Linked DNA regions of Homo sapiens: region 1 is linked to region 2. Evidence: read pairs that join two places in POLR2A ChIA-PET (ENCODE). Cell type or tissue: PC-3. All regions are shown on one strand. Each heading gives the region's core, and the rest is flanking DNA. Links, peaks and the distances in the headings are about the cores only. Region 1 overlaps LOC105372284 (a long non-coding RNA gene). Region 2 overlaps CACNA1A (calcium voltage-gated channel subunit alpha1 A).

Region 1 (8,326 bases), core at 225-8,224, 490 kb before region 2:
TCAAAAAAAGGAGAGAAATATTTCTTTTTTTTTTTTTTTTGAGACAGAGTCTAGCTCTGTTGCCAGGCTGGGGTGCAGTGGCGTGATCTCGGCTCACTGCAACCTCCCCCTCCCAGGTTCAAGCGATTCCCCTGCCTCAGCCTCCCGAGTAGCTGGGACTATAGGTGTGTGCCACCATGCCCAGCTAATTTTTGTATTTTTAGTAGAGATGGGGTTTCACCATGTTGGCCAGGATAGTCTCGAACTCCTGACCTCATGATCCACCTGCCTCGGCCTCCCAAAGTGCTGGGATTACAGGCTTGAGCCACCACGCCCGGCTGAGAAATATTTCATAAGTCATAGAACTAAGGAAAGTATAATAACTGAAGTTCGAGAACTGAGGTACACCCTCCAGCTTCCTCATGACCATCACAATCCACTTCGCCTCATGGGGCAGTCTATTCTCCACACTGCAGCCAGAGGGAGCCTTTGTTTTTCCTTTTTAGCAAAACTTTTCAAATTTGTATATCAGTTTTTTTCTTTTTTAAATTGAGCCAGGCAGGGTGGCTGTTTTCTGTAATTTCAACACTTTGGGAGGCCAAGGCGGTAGGATCACCTGAGACTAGGAGTTCGATACCAGCCTGGAAAACACAGTGAGACCTCGTCTCTACAAAAAAATACAAAATATTAGCTGGGAGTGGAGGTGCGTGCCTGTAATCCTGGCTGCTCGGGAGGCTGAGGTGGGAGGATGGCTTGGGCCCAGGAGTTTGAGGCTGTTGTGAGCCGAGATCATGCTACTGCACTCCAGCCTGGGTGACAGAGAGAGACTCTGTCTCAATAAACAAACAAAGTTGAACTGAAATTCACAAAACATAAAATTAAGTTTTAGGTTGGGCGCGGTGGCTCACGCCTGTAATCTCAGCACTGTGGGAGGCTGAGGTGGGCGGATCACCTGAGGTCAGGAGTTCGAGACCAGCCTGGCCAATATGGTGAAACCCTGTCTCTACTAAAAATACAAAAAATTAGCTGGGCGTAGTGGCGGGTGCCTGTAATCCCAGCTACTTGGGAGGCTGAGGCAGGACTGGGCAAGAAGAGCAAAACTCCATCTCAAAAAAAAAGAAAAAGTTTAAAAAGAACAGTTCAGTGGCAGTACATTTGCAATGTTATGCAACCGCCACAACATTTAAAAACAAAAAACCACACACACACACACAAAATGAGACAAGTTCTCACTATGGTGCCTAGGCTGATCTCAAATTCTTGGGCTCCAGTGATCCTCCCGCCTTGGCCTCCCAAGTAGCTGAGATCACAGGCGGCTAACCACCTCTATTTAGTTTCAGAATATTTTCATTATCCCCAAAGGAAACCTGTTGTTGGTAAACTTGTGTTGAAGGCCATAGCCAGAACCCCTATAGTATGGGGGTTTCTGGGGAGGTGTTCTACGCATGGTTTTGTAGGGGCATCCTTTGCTGTGCCCTCATATTATTCTACTTTGCTTTCCTCCTCTTCCCATTTAGGCCTGAGCTGGGTAAACAATTAATTGAATCGCTCATCGATTTGTTCATGGATGGTCATTTATTTTGTGTCAGGCATTAGACCAGATGGTAAGGCTACCAGGATGGAATCACTTGCCCTTGCACTTAAGGTAGTTTCATTTGATAGAAGAGGGAAAAAAGAAGGCTGGGCGTGGTGGCTCACGTCTGTAATCCTAGCACTTTGGGAGGCCGAGGCGGGTGGATCACCTGAGGTCAGGAGTTCGAGACCAGCCTGGCCAACATGGTGAAACCCTATCTGTACCAAAAATACAAAAATTAGCTGGGTGTGGTGGTACATGCCTGTAATCTCAACTACTCAGGAGGCTGAGGCTGGGGAATTGCTTGAACTTGGGAGGCGGAGGCTGCAGTGAGCTGAGATAGTGCCACCGCACTCCAGCCTGGGCGACAGAGTGAGACTCCGTCTCAAAAAAATAAAAAAGGTTGTCGGCTGTGTTGTCTAGGCTGGTCTCGAACTCCTGGACTCAAGTAATTTTTATGCTTTGGCTTCCCAAAGGTGAAAGGCAAAGTAATCCTTGCCTGCTATGGTTACAGGCACGATCCACGGTGCCCGGCCATATTCCATGTTTGATAGCAGAGTAGAATGACTATACTTAAAAAAATGTATTGTACTTAGGTGACAGATACCCTGGATACCCTAAATACCCTGATTTAATCACTATGCATTATATACACATAAAAAATGTCTCAGTACACCATAATTTGCACAAATAAAAAAAGTATTCCTTCTCAGCCAGACACGGTGGCTCACGCCTGTAACCCCAGCACTTTGGGAGGCCGGAGGGGCGGATCACTTGAGGTCAGGAGTTGGAAACCAGCCCGGCCAACATGGTGAAACCCTGTCGCTACTAAAAATACCTGTCACGAGTAAAAATACAAAAATTAGCCAGGTGTGGTGGCACGTGCTTGTAGTCCCAGCTACTTGGGAGGCTGAGGCATTAGAATTGCTTGAACCTGGGAGGCGGAGGTTGCAGTGAGCCCAGATCGCACCACTGCACTCCAGCCTGCATGACAGTGAGAGACTTAGGTGATGGATACCCTAAATACCCTGATTTAATCACTATGCATTATATACATGTAAAACATTTCTCATGTACACCATAACTTGCAGAAAGAAAAAAAGTATTCCTCCTGTCTAACTGCAACTTACACTCTTAGACAAAAATCTCTCCACTTCCCACCACTCCCCATTCAGCCCCTGGTAATCATCATTCTTCTCTCTGCATCTTTGAGTTCAACTTTTTTAGATCTCATAGAGGAGTGAGAGCATGTGGAATTGGTCTTTCTGTGCCTGGCTTTTGCATTTAGCATAACATCCTTCAGCATTTCGCTTGCATGCTAATGTTGGCCTCGGTGCCTGGAATTCCATTGACAGATGCATGCTTGTGTCTGACAAGCTTCTCCCCAGAGAGCGCTTAGAGCTGCTCTCCCGATCTGAGGCATGATGCCCACGGGAGGGCACAAGAGCTCCGTCATTACATCTAGGTTTTAGGCGTTGCCTCAAGAGGAGCCTTTTATTTATTTATTTTTGAGACAGAGTTTTGCTCTGTTGCCCAGGCTGGAAGTGCAGTGGCACAATCTCGGCTCACTGCAACCTCCACCTCCCGGGTTCAAGCAATTCTTCTGCCTCAGCCTCCCGAACAGCCGGGACTTCAGGTGTGTACCACCATGTCCGGCTAATTATTTTTATTTTTTGTAGAGATGAGGTCTTGCTATGCTGCCCAGGCTGGCCTTGAACTCCTGGCCTCAAGTAATCCTCCCCACCTTGGTCTCCCAAAGTGTTGGGATTACAGGCGTGAGCCACCACACCTGATCCCACCTGGATTTTTTTAGAGGATAAATTGTATGTTTAGTCTTTGCCTTAGAATGGATACAGGTGGGACTGGCTGGCTCTCTAGGCATTCACTCATGTAAGGATGTTTTCCCATGGGTTTTCATGTCCTTAGCAACTTTGTTCTCTTTAATGTCTTCAATAGCCCCACTCATGAGTTGGGAGGACAGAAATTAGGCAGAGATAAAGGGGAACACATTGATTTGCTTTCTCTGTAAATTTTAATTAACACAGAAACTATTTTTAGAAAAATCACTAAACCAATCACTTCTCCAATTACTTCTCCTTTTGCCCTGAAAGTAGTTAACGATGGGAAATGGCTTTCCCCTAAGTCTCAATTCTTTTTTTCCTCCGCCTCTGTTTCACTCTGTTATTCTTGGGCTGTCTGCTTTTATTTGACATCATGTCCACTCCTGGTCTTTCCAAGTGTTCTCTTTTTTTTTTTTTCCTTTTTCTGAGATGGAGTTTCGCCCTGTCCCCCAGGCTGGAGTGCAGTGGTGTGATCTTGGCTCACTGCAACCTCCGCCTCCTGGGTTCAAGCAATTCTCCTGCCTCAGCCTCCTGAGTAGCTAGGATTACAAGCGTGCACCACCATGCCTGGCTAATTTTTGTATTTTTAGTAGAGATGGGATTTCACCATGTTGGCCAGGCTGGTCTTGAACTCCTGACCTTGTGATCTGCCTGCCTCGGCCTCCCAAAGTGCTGGGATTACAGGCGTGAGCCACTGCGCCCAGCCCCAAGTGTTCTCTTCGATTGCGTCTTCATTTTGCTTTTCTGATAGTTTATTTGGAAAATGGTTTCAGGAAGCAGTAACAGGGATATTGGAAGAGGCAGACAGGTTAGGAGGAAAAGCCAATGAAGAGTGCATTATTGAGCTACTCCTGCAAGTAAATGGTGCAGAAAAAAAGTCAGAATAGTCCCCCAAGCGGATGAGGGTGGGGAGTGACACATTCATTTATTGACTCTGCACTGGTTGAGCGTTACCTCCTCGGGGCTTTATCTCTTCCTAACTTCTGGCAGCATCTGCACGCAGACAGCCTTCAATAGCTGCAAAAAAGCTCCGAGGCAGAAAAATGAGTTGCTGTGGCTGATACTTGAGGTGGGAGGCAGTCTGGGTGCATGGAACTTCTGCCACTTCTACAGGCGTTAGCCACCTCACCCGGCCCAGGGCAGGGATTTTTGCCTGTTGTGTTTACTGCTTGCTACATTCCCATTGCCTTAGACAAAATCTGAGGACTTAAAACAATAAATCCTAAAGAAATGCTTGATGGATCCTAACTGCTAATGCTTTAGTTCAGGTCTTTGTGACTCATCTGGATGCTGTCGAAGAGACAGAGCTGGACACCGGTTAAAAGTGGTAAAGACAGTTTTATTCGGTACTATTGTAATAGGGGAAAAGAGACTTCAGCAGAGAAATGAGCTCAGTTTCCAAAACAGCAAAGACAGATTGGCATTTACAGCCGATGAGCAGAGTGAAGGGTTTAGTGGGTGAAAAATGACTAAGAGGAAACATCAAGCATAGGGGGATTCTTTTTTATTTTTAATAGAGACAGGGTCTTACTATGTTGCCCAGGCTGCTCTTGAACTCCTGGCCTCCAGCAATCTTCCTGCTTTTCCCTCCTAAAGTGTTGGGATTACAGGCATGAGCCACTGCACTCGGCAGATAGGGGGATTCTTGCCAAACCATTGTTGTAGACAATGTTTGTGTCTCCTTCAAATTCATGTTTTTGGTTTTTTTTTTTTTAATTTTATGGAGTCTCGCCCTGTTGCCCAGGCTGGAGTGCAGTGGCATGATTCTCAGCTTACTGCAACTTCCGCTTTCCGGGTTCAAGTGATTCTCCTGCCTCAGCCTCCCAAGTAGCTGGAATTACAGGCCCATGTCACCACGCCTAGCTAATTTTTGTAGTTTTAGTAGAGACAGGTTTTTGCCATGTTGGCCAGGCTGGTCTTGGACTCTTGACCTCAGGTGATCCACCTGCCGTGGCCTCCCAAAATGCTGAGATTACAGGCGTGAGCTACTGTGCCAGGCCCAAATTCATGTATTGAAACCTAATCCTCAATGTGATGGTGTTGGAGGCAGGGCCTTTGGGAGGTGATAAAGTTATGGGACTGGAGCCCTCAGGAATGGGATTAATGCCTCTATCAAACAGATCCCAGAGAGGTCCCTCAACCCTTCCACCATGTGGGGGCACAATGAAAAAATGGTCATCTATGAACCAAGAAGCAGATTCTCAGCAGGCACTGAATGCGCTGGTGCCTTGCTCTTGGACTTCCCAGCCACTAGAATTGTGGGAAATGAATTTCTGTTGCTTTTAAGCCACTCAATCTATGTTATTTTGTTAGAGTAGCCCAAATGGATTAAGATGCTAACTTAAGGATTCTTGCTGAAGGCTGGCCAGGGTGATAAAATATTAAGGATTGGGGTATAATTTAGCAGGATTCTTTGCCAAGACTGACAGAAGCAGGCTAAGGACAGGATCCAAGAATGATGCCTAGTTGAAAAGAGGAGTCATGGGTGGCTCATGCCTGCAGTCCTAGCACTTGGGGAGGCTAGTGTGAAGCTTGCTTGAGCCCTAGGAGTTCAAGACCAGCCTGGGAAAAATAGAGAGACCCCCATCTCTACCAAAAATAAAAATAAAAATAAAAAAATTAGGCGGGCATAGTAGTGCATGCCTGTGGTCCCAGCTACTCAAGAGGCTGAGCCAAGAGGATCGCTTCAGCTCTGGTGGTCGAGGTTACAGTGAGCGCTGTGATCACTGCTGCACTCTAGCCTGGGTGACAGAGTGAGACCTTGTTTCCCAAAAAAAAAGAAAGAAAGAAAAAGAGAGTCTTTATCAATGCTTTCATGGCCTCTTTTTTTTTTTTTTTTTTTTTTTGAGACAAGGTCTCACTTTGTTGCCCAGGCTGGAGTGCAGTGGCACGATCTCACCTCACTGCAACCTCTGCCTCTCAGGTTCAAGCAATTCTCCTGCCTCAGCCTCCCAAGTAGCTGGGACTACAAGTGTGCACCACCACACCCAGATAATTTTTGTATTTTTTTTTTTTTGAGACGGAGTCTCGCTCTGTTGCCCAGGCTGGAGTGCACTGGCGTGATCTCAGCTCACTGCAAGCTCTGCCTCCCGGGTTCACACCATTCTCCTGCCTCACCCTTCCGAGTAGCTGGGACTACAGGCGCCCGCCATCATGCCCGGCTATTTTTTTTTGTATTTTTAGTAGCGACGGGGTTTCACCGTGTTAGCCAGGATGGTCTCAATCTCCTGACCTCGTGATCCACCCGCCTTGGCCTCCCAAAGTGCTGGGATTACAGGCACCCGCCACCACGCCCGGCTAGTTTTTTCTGTATTTTTAGTAGAGTTGGGGTTTCACCATGTTGGCCAGGCTTGTCTCAAACTCCTGACCTCAAGTGGTCTGCCTGCCTCAACCCTCGAAAGTGCTAGTATTATAGGTGTGAGCCACAGTGCCCGGCCCTTTCATGGCCTCTTAACTGGAATTTTTGCATCATATCTCTCTTCCAATCCTCCACATACTACAGATGGATCTTCCTGAGGTGCAAATCTAATCAGATCATCTCCCTCTTTAGACAGGCTTGAATCAGATCTGGACTACATCTTCATTCTCATTTTTTGACACAAGTCATGCTCACTGTATGGGCCAGCCACACTGAACTATGGGCTATGTCGTTCATGCCCATGGGCCTCTGCATAACCTTTTCAACAGCCTTCACTTTCTCTTAACTGTCAGGTCAAGCATCACTTCTTTCTGGAAGTGTTTTCCAATCCTCCGAGTTAGGTCCACCCACTTCTATGAATTAATAGCATTTATCACAATGTCGTGATTGTTAGGTTTCTCCTCTAGGAGAAGTATAGCACAGTGCTGAGAGCCTAATGCCAGAGCCAATCTGGATTTGAATTCTGACTTTACTCCTTACTGGCCATTCACATAACCTGTGTGGTTCTGTTTACTTGGGTCTGCCACATAATGAATGCAGTATAAATGCTACTTATCATAGCAGTCAGCTATTGCTGCACAAGAAAAGAGACCCCAAAACTCAGTATCTTGAAATAACAATACCTTAAGCTTTTTTTCGTTTTTCATACAGGCATTCAAAGCTATGCCTTTTCCTCTCAGCACTGCTTTAGCTGCATCCCACAGCATTTTTTCAGGTATGTTCATTAGCATTCAGTTCAAAATATTTTCTTATTTCCACTGTGATTTTTTTTTTCTCTGACTTAGGAGTTATTTAGGGATGTGTGGTTAAATTTCCAAACAATTGTAAATTTCTAGTTATCTTTTTTGTTGTTGACTTCTAGTTTAATTCCACTGTGCTCATACTTTGTAGGATCTCAGTTCTACAAAATTTGTTGAGACTTGCTTGACAGCCCAGCATATGGGCTATTGTGATGGCTATTCCAAAAGTAGCAATCATTTATTTTTGCCCACATGTCTGAGGACTTGGCTGATGTGGGTGGGGACCAGCTGGACAGCTTTGATGCATGCTTTGGCCTCTCTCTGCAGGTTGGGTTTAGATCAATTCTGCATGTATTCATTCTTTTTTTTTTTTTCAGACATAGTCTCACTCTGCTGCCCAGGCTGGAGTGCGGTGGTGTGATCTCGGCTGACTGCAACCTCTGCCTCCTGGATTCAAGTGGTTCTCCCGCCTCAGCCTCCTGAGTAGCTGGGATTACAGGCACCTGCCACCACGCCCGACTTTTTTTTTTTTTTTTTTTTTGTAGAGATGGGGTTTCTCCATGTTGGCCAGGCTGGTCTGACACTCCTGACCTCAGGCGATCCGCCCACCTTGGCCTCCAAAAGTGCTGGGATTACAGGCGTGAGCCACTGTGCCTGGCTGGCATGTATTCATTCTGAGGCCTCGGCCAAAGGAATAATCATTCTTGGGAGGAAGCTTCCCTCATGATGATGACAGAGATAAGCCAAGTGGAGACATGGGAGGCTTCTTGAGGGA
Region 2 (8,326 bases), core at 155-8,154:
GCTCGGCGCAACTTCTGCCTCCCAGGTTCAAGCAGTTCTCCTGCCTCAGCCTCCCGAGTAGCTGAGATTATAGGTGCCCGTCACCACGCCCAGCTAATTTTTGTATTTTTAGTAGAGACGGGGTTTTGCCATGTTGGTCAGGCCGTTCTCAAACTCCTGACCTCAGGTGATCCACCCGCCTCAGCCACCCAAAGTGCTGGGATTACAGGCATGAGCCACTGCACCCGGCCTGAAGGGAGCTTTTTTTTTTTTTTGCTTTTTTTTGAGACAGAATCTCCCTCTTTGTCACCCAGGCTGGAGTGCAGTGGCGCGATCTCAGCTCACTGCAACCTCCGCCTCCTGGGTTCAAGCGATTTTCCTGCCTCAGCCTCCCAAGTAGCTGAGACTACAGGTGAGCGCCACCACACCGAGCAAATTTTTGGTATTTTTAGTAGAGATAGGGTTTCACCATGTTAGCCAGGATGGTCTCAATCTCCTGACCTCGTGATCCACCCACCTCAGCCTCCCAAAGTGCTGGGATTACAGGTGTGAGCCACCGCGCCCAGCCAAGAGGGGAGCTTTTAAAGCATAACAGTGACCAGCCTGAGCAATGCAGTGAAACCCCATCTCTACAAAAAAAAATAGTTTAAAAATTAGCCAGGAGTGGTGGCGTGTGCCTGTAGTCCCCAGCTACTCAGGAGGCCGAGGCGGGAGGATCACCTGAGCCTGGGAAGTTGAGGCTGCAGTGAGCAGTGATTGTGCCACTACACTCCAACCTGGGTAACAGAGCAAGACCCTGTCAAAAAAAAAAAAGAGAGAGAGAGAGAAAAGAAAGGAAAAGAAAGAGAGAGAGAAGGAAAAGAAAAGAAAAAAACATATCAGTGTCCTCAAATCCCACCCTAGACCAACTGAATCCAAGTCTGCTGGGGTGGGGCACGGGCATTGGTATTTTTTCAAAGCTCTCTGTGGACTTCAGTGCACAGCCAAGAATGTGAATTCCCTTCTCTCAGCTCCCAGTAAAAGGAGGTGGTCCACCTGGGGCTTGCCTGGCCAGCTCCAGAGCCCAAGTGCTCAACGTGTGTGCTCCACCTCCTGGGGAGGCGTTGGTACCCAGTCAGGGCTGGGTGTCCGAGTCTCTGATTTCTCCCTGTCCTCAGGAGTGCCACCGGGGAAGCTTGGCACAACATCATGCTTTCCTGCCTCAGCGGGAAACCGTGTGATAAGAACTCTGGCATCCTGACTCGAGAGTGTGGCAATGAATTTGCTTATTTTTACTTTGTTTCCTTCATCTTCCTCTGCTCGTTTCTGGTGAGTCTGTGGACACTGTGAGGGCCGTCTGGGCTCCCTAAGCCTGGCTTCCTTTCAGGGGAGTGGGTTTCTGTGGAATGTGGCTGTGTCGAAGGCTTGTTCCCTCCAAGGCTTCTCTGAACCAGCCTGGGATCAGGTGACCCTGAGCGTCTCAAACTCAGCACTGTTGACATTTGGGGGTGGCTGATTCTTTGGGGTGGGGCCATCATGTGCACTGCAGTGTATGGCAGCATCCCTGTCCTCCCCCCACCAGATGCTGGCAGCACACGCCACCCGTTCCTCCTGTTGTGACAACCAAAAATGTCTCCGGACATTGCCAGGTGCCCCCAGGGGGTGGGGGTGGGGTTGGGAGTGGGGGCCAGAATTCCCCCATTTGAGACTCAATGAAATATTTCAGCTGGGCGTAGTGGCCGATGCCTGTAATCCCAACACTTCGGGAGGCTGAGGTGGGAGGGTCACTTGAGCCCAGGAATACAAGACCAGCCTGGACAGCATGGTGTGAAACCCATCTCTTTAAAAAAAAAAAAAAAAATTGAATTAGCTGCACACGTGGTGCTGTGCACCTGCAGTCCCAGCTACTCAGGAGGCTGAGGTGGGAGGATCACTTGAGCCTTGGAGGTCGAGGCTGCAGTGAGCCATGATCACACCACTGCACCCCAGCCAGGGCGACAGAATGAGATCCTGTCTCAAAAACAAACAAAAACAAACAAAAAAAAAAAAAACATTGCGAGGGAAGAAATACCTCACTTTGGCCTTGTTGGGGGCAGATGTGGGAGGATTTGGGGTCACAGTGGTTCTCTTGGTGTTGGTCCCTGTTTCAGAAGCCTCCCCTCCCTCTCACTGACTCTGTTTCTTTCCATCATTCTTGGTCTTTGTCTCTCTCTCTCTTTTTTTTTTTTCTTTGAAATGGAGTCTCACTCTGTTGCCCAGGCTAAAGTGCAGTGGCGAGACCTCAGCTCACTGCAGCCTCCACCTCCCAGGTTCAACCGATTCTTCAGCTTCAACCTCCCAAGTAGCTGGGATTACAGGTGCACATGCCACCACACCCAGCTAATTTTTGTATTTTTAGTAGAGACAGTGTTTCACCATGTTGACCAGGCTGGTCTCAAACTCCTGACCTCAAGTGATCTGTCCACCTCGGCCTCCCAAAGTGCTGGGATTACAGGCGTGATCCACCGTGCCCGGCCAGTCTTTGTCTCTTTGTATCTCTCTCTCTCCATCTCTCTCTGTTTCTCTCTTCCTCTTCCCCATCTCTCCACTTGATCTCTCTCTCACTGGACCTCCTTGTGTGAGTGAGCATCACCTCTCCATTCCCCAGTCTCTTTCTGTCTCTGTCTCATTTCCTTTCCCCATCTTCTCTCTATCCCTCTCTCCATCTGGGCCTCTGTGTACATGTCTTTGGGTCTGTCTGTCCGTCTGTCTGTCTGTATCCTTCTCACTCACTCATTCATTCCCTCGGTCTCTGCCCCCATTCTCTCTTGGTCCCCGGGGTCCCCACAGATGCTGAATCTCTTTGTCGCCGTCATCATGGACAACTTTGAGTACCTCACCCGAGACTCCTCCATCCTGGGCCCCCACCACCTGGATGAGTACGTGCGTGTCTGGGCCGAGTATGACCCCGCAGCTTGGTAAGAAGTCACCCCGAATCCTCCAGCCACAATACTCACCTCTCCCTGGAACTGGAACACGGGCTAGGTCAGGCCCCAGACTCTGGAGCACTGAACTCCTGGGGTCCTAGCAGGGGTCTCACAGGTTCAGTCAGGAGAGAAGATATAAGAATCATCACCCTTGCATACCCCAGATTAAACACGTAGGGTGCCAACCCTGCCCAAACCCTGGACTTTCTGGGAAATGAGGGAGGGCGTCAACCATGAGATGTCCTGAAGAGCCCTCTCCTCCTACGAGTCTCTCCTGTCTCTCACTGTGAAGTCTCCAGATGGTGAGGATGCATTAGCCAGGCTCCAGGGAGAAAACCAACAGCATCCCAGCCTCAGTTCTCTTGAGAGTGTGGGGAGGAGGGCTGGCCTACCCTTGGCAGACAGGATTGGCAGCAACATCAGAGTAGCAGAACTCAGCTCCCACTGGGACCCGTGAACCTGGGAGTGAGAGGACATACAGGCCAGGGGAGGACGCAGAGCCTCAGGGGCCCATGCATCTTTGTGGCCACAAAGGGAGTGGGCGCTCCCATCTGGGTAGACACCAGAGGGGTCCCTCTCCACTGACGGGCAATGGTTTCAGAGGGTGGGTTCCACCTTGTGCACGTGTATTGAGTGCCCACCCAACACCAAGCCTTGAAGGACACTCAGAGGCTTTATCTGAATACCTGGAACCCACCAGCCACTAACTGAGGATTTAGTTCAGGCTGGTCTTGGGGCCTGAAGAAGCATTACTGGGGGGCCCTCAGCAGCCTAAGCCCCATCTTCCTCTGGCCTCAGCACCAGAGAGGAGGCCGTCACGAGGAAGGTGGGCAGGAGGTGGTCTTGGCTATTCCCATAGCCTCAAACAAGTACTCCATGAGACCGAGAGGCTGGGGAGAGCCGTGGGTCTGGGGCTGGGCTTTGGCTGGTTCCTAACTCTTCCTCTTTTGATTTTAGGTCACAGCAATTGGATGCTGTCCCCAAGGCCTCTATTCCACAAGCCCCCCCCCACCCCTGTAGCCCATGTAGACTGTGGAGGAGGCAGATGCAGAGAGAGCCCCAGGGGAGGTGCCCTGCAGTCCCGAACTCGACTGACATCCTACACCCCTGGGTCTCCCCAGTGTCTGGGAATGTACTGGGGACCTTCACTTGTCCCCAGTCTCTCCCACTCCTTCAAGCCAGGGACACCCCAGCCTCGGGCATCATGACCTCGCTGTGTGCCCAGGGAGCCCGTGTGAACCCATTGCCTGCACTAACCCCCTTTCTTCTCCTTTCAGCGGTCGGATTCATTATAAGGATATGTACAGTTTATTACGAGTAATATCTCCCCCTCTCGGCTTAGGCAAGAAATGTCCTCATAGGGTTGCTTGCAAGGTTTGACTTCCACTAAAACCTGCTAGCATCCATGGAATGAGTGTGGCTTGGGGTTCTTCAATATATATATTTCATATATATATATATATATATCTCTCTCTCTCTCTAAAAAAACAGAGCCATCTCTCTTTCTTGCATTAAACTAGAAAACTCTCTTAGCCAACAGAATGCAGTCATGTAGACTCGATAAAGCATGGAACATATTTCCTCCTTCCCTTCAGCCTTCAGCCATCTTTGCTTGCTCTTAGCTGAAGCTGCCCATCCTGGGGTCTCCACGGCACCCCAAATCAGATACATCCCCTGGGGGATTGTAACTTTGCATTTCTCCCCCAACCATCACCTCCACTCTCTCCCCCTCCACCCCTCACCTCCCAAAGCCCCTAGCCCTCCTCCCCTCCCTGGCACTGGCCCCTGCTCCCCACCTAGGCCCCCTCAGAGACCAGCCTCAGCCAAACCAGAGAACGTGACCCAACTGTAGAAATAACAGTGATGGCCGGGCGCAGTGGCTCATGCCTGTAATCCCAGCACTTTGGGAGGCCAAAGCAGGAGGATCGCTTGAGCCCAGGAGTTTGAGACCAGCCTGGGCAACATAGCAAGAACCCCCTTCTCTATAAAAAATTAGCCAGGCATTGTGGCGCATGCCTGTAGTCCCAGCTACTTGGGAGGCTGAGGCAGAAGGATTGCTTGAGCCCAGGAGGTGGAGGCTGCAGTGAGCTATGATCACACCACTGCACTCCAACCCAGGCGACAGAGAGAGACCCTGTCTCTTTAAAAAAAAAAAAAAAAAAAAAAAAAGGCAATGAACAAAAGCATGGCTCTACGTCTTCCAAAGTGAGAATTCTCCCTCCCCTCCGCATCCCTCCAGAACTGTAGCTCAGAGCCCACGCTGAATCTGACTTTTCTCTTTTCTCTCTCTCTCCCTGCTCCCGAGCAGTGAAGTAATCTTTTTTTACTGACCTTTTCTTCCATTTTTTTTCCTCCTCTTTTCCATTGATTTGAAATATCTATTTTATCATTCTCTGCATCTTTCTCTCTCTATTTTTTCGGCTCGTGTGGATTTCTTTTTTCTTTCTTCTGTTTCTCCCCACCTCTCTTCCTTTGGTTCTCTGTTCCCATTCCCGTTTTGTTTTTTTGTTTTTGTTTTTGTTTTTTTCATTTTCGGTGCTGCCAGGGGCCGCATGCCTTACCTGGACATGTATCAGATGCTGAGACACATGTCTCCGCCCCTGGGTCTGGGGAAGAAGTGTCCGGCCAGAGTGGCTTACAAGGTAGACTACCCTTGCCGACCACCGACGTCCAGGCACTGGGTTTTTTTTTCTTCTTCTTCTTCTTTTTTTTTAGTGCTGACCAGAAACACCCGGCCGACTCTCTTTTTCCAACGTTTCTCTTCTTTTTTGTTTTTGATTCTTTTTTTTCTTTTCTCGAGTCAACTGATCATGACCATCCCTTGATTCTAAGCAGCACACTGTGTCCGTCCTTTCTGATGAGTGTCTTCGTGTTTTGAGACTCCATTATGGCCGACATGCCGGGGGGAGGGGGAGGGGAGCGCCCAGGTCCCCTTGCACCTGGTCTCCCAGGTACCAAATTGGAAACAAACACGCTTCTTCAGGGAGTCAAAACCCATGCTTCCCACTTCTGCCCACCCAGAGCGGCCCCCATGCCCAGGCTGGGGCAGGCGCCTTGCAGAGAGGGGCTTTAGCCCCCGAAAGCAGGCGAGGTCCCGGGTCCCCGCCCCTGCCACGCACACCTGAAGCTGATCTCTGACCTAGGGCCTTGGGGATTCGAGACCTTCCAAGGAGCACCAAGAACCTCTCTTCCCCTCCCTTCCTTCCCCTGGAGTTTCGTCCCCAGCCCCCGTCCCTAATCCCCCCAAGACACCCCAACATGCCTCTCCATTGTTCCAGAGTGGGCAGGCGGCCGCAGCTGGACCCCTGGACGGTGGCACACTGATGCAGGCCATGCACGCTGCCTTGGCGGGGCCTGGGGCGGGCAGGCACCATGGCCGACGGGGGGTGGTGCATGCTGGCTGAGAGAGCGAGCGTCCTGCCGCCAAGCGGCTGGCCCGGGCCACCCCTCCAGATCCCTGTCCTGGAATCTCCCTTGGTGCCCAAGGACAGATGCTCTGTTCCCTCCATTCATCCACAAGAAGTTCAGGGATGACCTTTAAAGATTCTCCCCACCCAAAAAGTATTACCCCATCATCCTATTCTCCCATCCACCTTGATCTTCCCTGCGTCCCTATCCATCAATGCTATTTGTACCTGCCCCGTGTTGCCACCTCATTCCTTTCCTTCCTCTGTGCACCCCTCCTCACCTAACCTATATGTCTCCCCTCCTTCTCAATCAAAGCCGGGGACAAGGTTGTCCCACCAGCATCTCAGACAATGAGCCTCTCCTGGCACCTGTCGCTCTGTGCCCCTCCCTGCCGCCCCCCCCCCCCCCCCCGGTTTTCCTCAAGTCGCTTCTCTCAGTCTCTGCTTAGATGAATGTGTGCGCATGTGCAAGAGAGGGAGGGCGAGCCCTTCCTCTCCTGGTCTTTGTGCAGGACCACCATGGGTCCATAAGACAACTTTGTGCAAATTTGAAAAAGGCACCCTTTCCACAGAACATGCCTGTTGGAAAATTGTTGCAATCTACCAATGTGGTGAGAACAAGACACTTTTTTTCTATCACCTGGGAAGCTGTTATATTTAATATACAAATCGGGGGCTGGGCGTGGTGGCTCATGCCTGTAATCCTAGTGCTTTGGGAGGCTGAGACGGGAGGATCACTTGAGCCCAGTTCGAGACTAGCCTGGGCAACATAGCGAGACCCCATCTCTACAAAAAGAAAAAATATTTTAATTAATAAATAAGTACATAAATCTATCATTTCCAAGATGGGAGCCCTTTGTGCGGTGTACAACCTGCACAACTGTGCACAGTGGCCCAGTCTATGTGTGTTTCTCTATTTCCCACCTCCTTCCCCACCCTACCCCCAGTGTCCCCTCCAGTGTCCTGCTCTGGATTTACCATACCCCTCCCCATCTTCAACTCTGTGTTTCCTGCCCACTTGTGTCTGAATCCCCACCCAAGTTGCCCTCACCCCCCTTCTCTGTGCCACTTCAGCCTGGGCTGGTGCACACCAGCCCAGCATCCTCTCCCATGCCACCAAGCATGGTGGACAGAGCCCCTGCCTGGGACATGGGGAATCTTTTCTTCCCTGGGCTGGAAGGGAGTGCCCCTCACCCCTTCCCCCTGCCATTGCACAGAGAGCCAAGATCTGGACATGCCCCTGAGATACACTTCCCACGGAGCTATGAATGAGTCTCGAGATTCCGTCTGCATGCGCCCCTGTCTGTGCTGTTCTGTGTCACAGCCTCGCTGCATGCCTGCGAGGGGCCTGCCCCGTCAGTGGGGGGCTGCCTGCCTGCTGCTTCTCAGAGGAATGATGTGGTCTGTGCCCATCTGCTCTGTCCTGGTCTGGGCCAAGCCAGGGATTGGGTGTGGGGAGCCAGTGGCACCCCCCACCAGCGGCTGTGGTCCTGGCCCCCTCAGCCTTGGCTGTTGCATGCACTGCTCAAATCCAGCTTGTGCTCTTTTTCTTTGGGGTCAGACTGAAACGGGGCCATCCAGAAGAACTCTGGGGCAGGGCGGGGGTGGGGCAAGGGTTGAGGCAAACCCTGGAAATGCCAGCTCTCAGGTCAAGCAGGTGGGGGAAAAAAGGAGAGGGCAGGGGACCAGAAGTACAAGAGAGCCTTTTGTGCCCTCCCTGCGGGCCACCAAGAGAAACTGAGTACTGGGACAGGTAACCTAAGTAAGAGACACCTCAGCCGCCACAGCTTTCAGAGTTCTTCCTGGGACTCCCTGGGTAGGGGCGGGCGCGGCTCACGGGAGACCCAGGAGGGATGCCTGGGAATGACTGCGCTTGCCTTGGGTTTTCTGTAGCGGCTTCTGCGGATGGACCTGCCCGTCGCAGATGACAACACCGTCCACTTCAATTCCACCCTCATGGCTCTGATCCGCACAGCCCTGGACATCAAGATTGCC

What was found. Peaks named below come from ENCODE experiments on the same cell type or tissue, not always from the same donor. Only the 100,000 strongest peaks of a DNase experiment are listed, where the experiment ranks them.
Region 1: POLR2A ChIA-PET joins it to region 2 with 10 read pairs; 2 of 35 experiments call an interaction of 5 or more read pairs at or near these places.

Annotation. Positions count from the first base shown.
Region 1 is chr19:13,713,570-13,721,895 of GRCh38, reverse strand. LOC105372284 (a long non-coding RNA gene) reads left to right here. Exons shown (of 7, transcript XR_001754028.1): 2 at 4,657-4,720; 3 at 7,463-7,526. Among named protein-coding and RNA genes, the nearest start is that of YJU2B, 30 kb to the left of the region's middle. In PC-3, for the core only: CTCF peaks have their summits at 463, 2,979 (motif pointing right) and 4,297; DNase peaks (open chromatin) are centred at 445, 2,985 and 4,355; H3K4me3 peaks cover 797 bases; H3K27ac peaks cover 1,441 bases.
Region 2 is chr19:13,224,671-13,232,996 of GRCh38, reverse strand. CACNA1A (calcium voltage-gated channel subunit alpha1 A) reads left to right here. Exons shown (of 47, transcript NM_001127222.2): 35 at 1,137-1,287; 36 at 2,788-2,915; 37 at 5,470-5,566; 38 at 8,225-8,326. Among named protein-coding and RNA genes, the nearest start is that of IER2, 78 kb to the right of the region's middle. RefSeq lists enhancers at 972-1,472, 1,473-1,973, 6,171-6,672, 7,195-7,694, 7,695-8,196. In PC-3, for the core only: a CTCF peak has its summit at 4,206; no DNase peak of the experiment used is centred there; H3K4me3 peaks cover 323 bases; H3K27me3 peaks cover 691 bases.